2 separate regions of the Homo sapiens genome follow, and region 2 is linked to region 1. A link is a contact called in ENCODE Hi-C or POLR2A ChIA-PET data. All regions are on one chromosome and are shown on one strand. Each heading gives the region's core, a stretch centred on a gene start or an enhancer-like site at or near the end of the contact. The rest is flanking DNA. Distances are from core to core; before and after follow the strand shown.

What was found. Hi-C counts contacts between places; a loop is a spot of excess contacts on that map. ChIA-PET counts read pairs that join two places held with the same protein, here RNA polymerase II (POLR2A). Pooled maps may share reads with other maps.
Region 2: a map of PC-9 shows a loop between it and region 1 (5-fold over the local background). The contact joins two enhancer-like sites. A Hi-C loop is called at or near these places in 7 of 168 maps with a recorded cell type or tissue (CD14-positive monocyte, Caco-2, Calu3 and 4 more) and 5 of 50 pooled maps. POLR2A ChIA-PET finds 5 or more read pairs at or near these places in 14 of 52 experiments (A673, BJ, H1 and 9 more).

Annotation. Positions count from the first base shown.
Region 1 is chr12:116,493,850-116,497,143 of GRCh38, forward strand. No RefSeq gene overlaps it. Among named protein-coding and RNA genes, the nearest start is that of LINC02457, 20 kb to the right of the region's middle. RefSeq lists an enhancer at 2,947-3,294. Within about 2 kb of position 1,567, at least 5 of the 41 ENCODE cell types and tissues checked have a DNase peak (open chromatin) inside an H3K27ac peak, as active enhancers do; they include HCT116 and PC-9, where a contact is called at or near this core.
Region 2 is chr12:116,433,316-116,436,609 of GRCh38, forward strand. No RefSeq gene overlaps it. Among named protein-coding and RNA genes, the nearest start is that of MIR4472-2, 6.6 kb to the left of the region's middle. Within about 2 kb of position 1,521, at least 23 of the 41 ENCODE cell types and tissues checked have a DNase peak (open chromatin) inside an H3K27ac peak, as active enhancers do; they include HCT116 and PC-9, where a contact is called at or near this core.

The DNA of each region.
Region 1 (3,294 bases), core at 317-2,816:
GGACAGGTCCTACTGGCACCTCATGGGTAGAGGCGAGGGATGCTACTCAGCATCCTACAGTGCACAGGACAGCCCCCATCACAAAGAATCATCCAGAAAGTCAATAGTGCAGAGATGGAGAAACCCAATGGAGGCCTCCTTTCAATCAGTGTTTTAGGGTAGGTAGGTTCTCTGGAGCAGAAGCTGAGACAGACTTTGAGGTCCAAGGGATCAACATTGTGAAAGGGAGGAAGAGAAGGAGGAGGAGGAGGAGCAGGAGAAGGAGGAGGAGGCGGTAGCAGGACTGGGCATCAGTGAGATGAGGGAGATGAAGTTGAGTTGAAAAATAAAATAAAATAAAAGTGATTTCTTGCTTGTGGCATTTTTAGCTTGTGCAAATCGTCCCCGTAATATTTCTTCTTCCATTTTTAAGAAGTTGAACTGTGATGTGGGCACAAGACCTTGGCCAGCCCCATGGGCATAGATGACCTGTCAGAGTTGTCCCTGCCATGGGCCAAATTGGCCAGGTCTTTATATTCCTGTAGGGGTCAGTCACTGGATACAGGCTGAACTGGGAAGGGTACAGCCTGTGCGAGCTGGCTGCAGACAGCAGAGGCAATTCCTGAGGGGGGCTGACAGCTGTATGCCATCTGTGAGCCACCTTCCCAGCAGCTGAACTCTAAGTCCTTCCTTGAAGGCGGATCCAGGTGGCTTATCACCGTGTTCATCACAATGAATAACCATTGACCTGCTAGTTCATGCATCCACTAATTCAGGAAGTTTTGATGAAAAGAGCAGTCCCAGTTAGAACCTACACATAGATGAGTAGGTCTCCATAAGCCAATGCGATTAGCACAACTGAAGACAAAGGAGAAGCCTGGAAAATAAAATTTATATTTCTAACTTTGTTTTCCCTAAGTCAAATGAGATGCATACAACGTATCTCTTGGTCAGCATTAAGATGAATGGGTGAATTGATGAATGAATGAATGAGAGGTTGCAGTGGCTCATGCCTGTAATCCCAGCACTTTGGGAGGCCGAGACAGGTGGATTGCTTGAACCCAGGGGTTCAAGACCAGCCTGGGCAACATAGCAAGACCCCGTCTCTACAAAAGATTTTAAAATTAGCTGGGTGTGGTGGCGTGCATCTGTGGTCCCAGCTACTCAGGATGCTGAGGTGGGTGGATCACTTGAGCCTGGGAGGTTGAGGCTGCAGTGAGCTATGTTTGCACCACTGCACTCCAGCCTGTGTGACAGAGCAAGACCCTATCTCAAAAAATAAAGAAAGAAAAGAAAAGAAGGGGGCATAGTAATAGTGGCCATTGATTATTTAGTGTGCCAGGAGCTCTGCTAAGTGATCTATATATATGATCTCTCAACCTCACAAAAGCCTTTTAGGGTTTTTCACCCCATTTTATGGATAAGGCTTGACTTAATCACCTATTGCTGCAGAACAAACTACCTAAAAATATAGTGGCTTAAAGCACTCACATGGCTGTTGGCTGGAGGCCTCAGTTCCTCCACAGGGACATTCCCACAGGGCTGTCGAAGGCTCCGCATTCCCTGGCAGCTGGCTTCTCCCAGAATGAGTGATCCAAAAGACTCCAAGGAGGAAGCCACAAGGCACTGGGTGACCCTGCCTTGGAAGTCACACAGTGTCACCTAGCCACATTCCTTTACTTAGAAGTGAGTCATTAAGCCTGGCCCATGCTCAAGAGAAGAGGAGTTAGGCTCCTTCTTTTGAAGAAAGGAGTAGCAAAGAATTTGTGGGTATTTAAAACCACCCCAAGGCTCAAGCTATATAATTGGTATTTGGTGAAACTGGGGTTTATCCATTCATTCATTCCATAAATAGCAGCACTTCTGTCTTTGCAGTCCAATGTGGTAGCCACTTGCCACATAGGCTGTTGAACAGTTGAAACACAGTTGATGTGCCTGAGGAATTGTATTTTTTATTTTATTCAACTTTATTTAATTTAAATTTAAAACTAAAAAACTGATTCATTTAACTGTTGGAAAACTTTGACATCTGTTTGGAATAACTTAGCCTCCTTGTAAATTTTATAAAACCTAATAAGATCAAGTATTTCCAGCCGGGCACGGTGGCTTATGCCTGTAATCCCAGCTACTTGGGAGGCTGAGGCAGAAGAATTGCTTGAACCCAGGAGGCGGAGGTTGTAGTGAGCCGAGATTGCGCTATTGCACTCCAGCCTGGGCAACAGGGCAAGATTCTTGTCTCAGAAAAAAAAAAAAAAAAGATCAAATATTTCCAATGAAAATTTAGACCCAAATTGAGATGTGCTGTAATATAAAATATACACTGGATTTTGAAGACTTAGTATGAGCAAAAAATAATGTAAACTACCACATTCACATTTTTGTATTGATCACACGTGGAAATGAAAATGTTTTTGGATATATTGGATTAAATAAAATATATTACTAAAATTAGTAAATTAGTTTTATCTGTTTCTTTTGACTTTTTTTTTTTATTTTAAAGAGACAGGGTGTCACCCAGGCTGGGGTGTTGAGATCATAGCTCACTGCAACCTTGAACTCGTAGGCTCAAGCGATCCTCCCGCCTCAGCCTCCCAAAGCACTGGGGTTACAGGCATGAGGTACCACATGCCTGTACCTTTCTGTTTCTGTTTCTTTCTGTTTTTTAAGGTGGCTGTTTAAAAAATTGTAAATTATTATGCCTGTAACTACTAGCACTTTGGGAGGCCAAGGCGGGCAGATCTCTTGAGGTCAGGAGTTTGAGACTGGCCTGGCCAACATGGCAAAACCCCATCTCTACCAACAATACAAAAATTAACCAGGCCTGGTAGTGTGTGCCTGCAATCCCGGCTACTCTGGAGGCTGAGGCATAAGAATCACTAGAACACAGGAGGCAGAGGTTGCAGTGAGCCAAGATTGCGCCACTGCACTCCAGCCTGGACAACAGAGTGAGAGTCTTGTCTCAAAAAAAATTTTTTTAATTAAAAATAAATAAACTACCTATGTGGCTTATCTTATATTTAGATGAATGGCACTGTATTCCATACTAAATGCTATGGATCCATAGTTCCTACTTTCATGGGGCTTGCCATCAAAAGAAGACAGCTATTAAGTAATTAATCCAAAGACTCAATTGAAAAATGATGTTACAAGGCAGAGATCAGGGGAGCTGTGAGTTTCACAGGGGATCTGGCCCAGATTGGCCTGTCTCCTAAGTAAGCCGGTGATTTGAGAAGGGAGGGAGTTACAAAGCCCAGGCGTGGGAGCATCTGGTGGGAGGTGGATGGCAGAGTCTCTGCACTGGGGGACAAGGCACCA
Region 2 (3,294 bases), core at 271-2,770, 61 kb before region 1:
TAAAATCTCTGACGTGTGCTCTTGAAAAATGTCAGTGTTATGAAAGATATAAAAAGACACAGGAACTGCTTCAGACTAAAGAAAGCAAAAGAGAGGACAACGAAATGCCATATGACATCTGGAGCTTCCTTTGGTGACAAAGGACATCATCAGTACAAATGGGGAGACCTGGAGAAAGTTTTCAGATGAGACAATAACGCTGTGTCAGTGTTCATTCCCTACGTTTGATCATTGTATTGTGGTTTTGTAAGACAATGTTGCTTGTTTTTAGGAAATTCAGAGTGAAGTATTTCACAGAGGTGTGATGTCTGAGAAAACAAGCATTTTTCTCCTCTTTATAGCTGTATCTACAGAGACAGGGGTGGGGGGTGGGGGAAGGATACAGCAAAGTGGTAATGTGGTAACATTTGGGAAATCTGGGTGACAGGTACATGGGAATTCTTTGTATTGTTCTTGCAACTTTTTCCTAAGTCTGAAATTATATTTCAATAAAAAGTAAATTGGGTTGGGCACAGCGGCTTACACTTGTAATCCCAGTGCTTTGGGAGGCCAAAATGGGAGGATCGCTTAAGGCCAGGGGTTTGTGACTAGCCTGGGAAACATAGCGAGACCCCCATCTCTACTAAAAAGTAAAAAAAATTATCTGGCTGCGGTGGCGTGCGCCTATAGTCCCAGCTACTTGGGAGGCTGAGGTAGGAGGATGACTTGAGCTCAGGAATTCAAGGCTGCGGTGAGCAGAGATCACACCACTGGGTGCCAGCCTGGGCGACAGAGCAAGACCCTGTCTGAAAAATAAATAAATAAATGCATAAAGTAAGAAGTTAATTAAAAAAAAAAAGGAAAGCAAATCATCATGTGTGCATGGCTGCTCACTAAGAGGAAAGAACCAGCCGCCTGGGGCAGGACTATTCAGGCTCTTCCTGGAAGTCCCTGGCTCAGAGCAGACTCTTGCCCCTTTCCCCTGTCCCTCTGCCTCTGGTGGCACGCATGTGACAAGGAGCCACTGACCAGCCTGGCTGCCCGCAAGGCCTGGAGCCCGGCATCTGGAAAGGATCAGCTGCCACCGCTAAACTCACCCCTCCACCCACAGCTCATTCCCGGAGTCTCTGAAGGCGGGGCTGAGCTTTGGGGGTTTCGCAATAAGAATCCACACATATTCTTCTGAGGAGGCTGTCAGGAAAAAGCCTTCTCGGGACATCCCTGCAAGCACTTTGCCAAGCCCTCAGTGACACCTTTGCCTTCCTTGCTCATCTGAATTTTGGGGGTTCCTGTTCAGAGGCCACAGAGCACAGGATAACAGAGATGATGGGTGAGCAGATCTTCTGTCAGGACACTTCCTGGGTGGTTTAGCTATTTTGTCTGCCTGGGGCAGGGAGAGAGGAGAGGATCCCTACGGCCCTAGGGGCATCATGAAGTCTCTCCAAGCTTTTGTGCTGAAATGTACATTTTACCTCTCACTTCCATCCTTGCTGCACTTCTAATGCAGTGCAGGCAGCTTTCATGGGATTTGGGCCATGCAGGACTCGCAAGCTCAGCAATGCCAACCATGCACGTTTCTGGGCAGAGCTTCCGGAGGGGCGTGGGCTGGGCTGGAAAGAGCCAGGGGTTTGGAATCCAAGCGAGTCAGGAGGGCAGTCTCCGATTCACCACTTCCAGGCTGGGCAGCATTGGTCTAAAGGCTTCTCCTAGGGCGGAGCTTAATACCCCCATGTGTAAAATGGAAAAAAACAAACACACAAAAACAAATACCCCCATGTGTAAAATGGAAAAAAAAAACACACATGTGTAAAATGGAAAAAAATAAACATTCCTATCGCGAATGAAGCGATAGGAAAGTGCCCGGCATAAAGTAGATTTGTAAAAAGAAACAAAACCAATTCTGTTTTTTTTTTTTTTTTGGTTTTTTTTTTGAGACGGAGTATCGCTCTGTCACCCACACTGGAGTGCAGTAGCGCGATCTTGGCTCACTGCAAACTCCACCTCCCGGGTTCACGCCATTCTCCTGCCTCAGCCTCCCGAGTAGCTGGGACTACAGGTGCCTGCCAACACGCCCAGCTAATTTTTTTGTAGTTTTAGGAGAGACAGGGTTTCACTATGTTAGCCAGGATGGTCTCGATCTCCTGACCTCCTGATCCGCCCGCCTCGGCCTCCCAAAGTGCTGGGATTACAGGCGTGAGCCACTGTGCCCGGCCTAAAACAAAACCAATTCTGCAATTCCATCTGCATTTAGTGAACACTGACTCGGAGCCAGGGGTAGCACGAGGGCCCTCCCAGCTGTGGGAGGATTTAGGTTCAAATCCACGCCTCACCTCTGAATGACTAAGGTTAAATTACCCAATGTAACATATGCCTGGTTTCCCTACCTGGTAACAGGTATAATAATAGCATCCACTGGCCAGATGCAGTGGCTCACGCCCATAATCCCAGCACTTTGGGAGGCTGAGGCAGATGGATCACCTGAGATCAGGGGTTCGAGACTAGCCTGGCCAACATGGTGAAACCCCATCTCTACTATAAATACAAAATTAGCCAGGTGTGGTGGCACGCACCGGTAATCCCAGTTACTTGGGAGCCTGAGGCAGGACAATCGCTTAGAACCCGGGAAGCAGAGGTTGCAGTGAGCCAAGATTGCACTACTGCACTCCAGCCTGGGCAACAGAGTGAGACTCTGTCTTAATAATAATAATAATAATAATAATAATAATAATAATAAATAGCATCAACCTCTTAGACTCCTGTGGGGATCAGCTGAGTCCATACATGTAAATTCACTAACAGTGAATGCTTCTGTAGCAGACATTGCAGGCCAGACACGGGTCTACACTCTTTATTAGTATTGCTCCCATTTTACAGATGAGGAAACTGAGGCACAGAGAGACTGGGTAATTTAATAAGAGGCAGAGGTGGAATCTGACTCAGGAGTCTGGGTCCAGAGTCAGTGTTCCCAACCCCTGAGCTCTACAGCCACAGGCATACAGTAAGTGCTCAATTCATGTTAGCTGCTACTAATGCAGGGCGAGTTTCACAGGCATGAGATCAGTGCCCACACAGGGGCTGGCGCTTAGAAGGGTAATGCTCTCTCGAAGCTCTGCTGTCACCAACTTGAACTTCGTAATAATTTTTGCACAAGGGACTCTGCATTTTCATTTCGCCCCGGGCTGCACAAATTGTGCAGCTGTCCCTGCTGTGTATCTTACAGGAGCAATTGCCTGCTTCTCCCTCCTCCTCTCTCAACTCTGAACTCCTTGGGATGTAAGATTCAGCTAACTCATCTAGCTCTACATCCACCCCTAG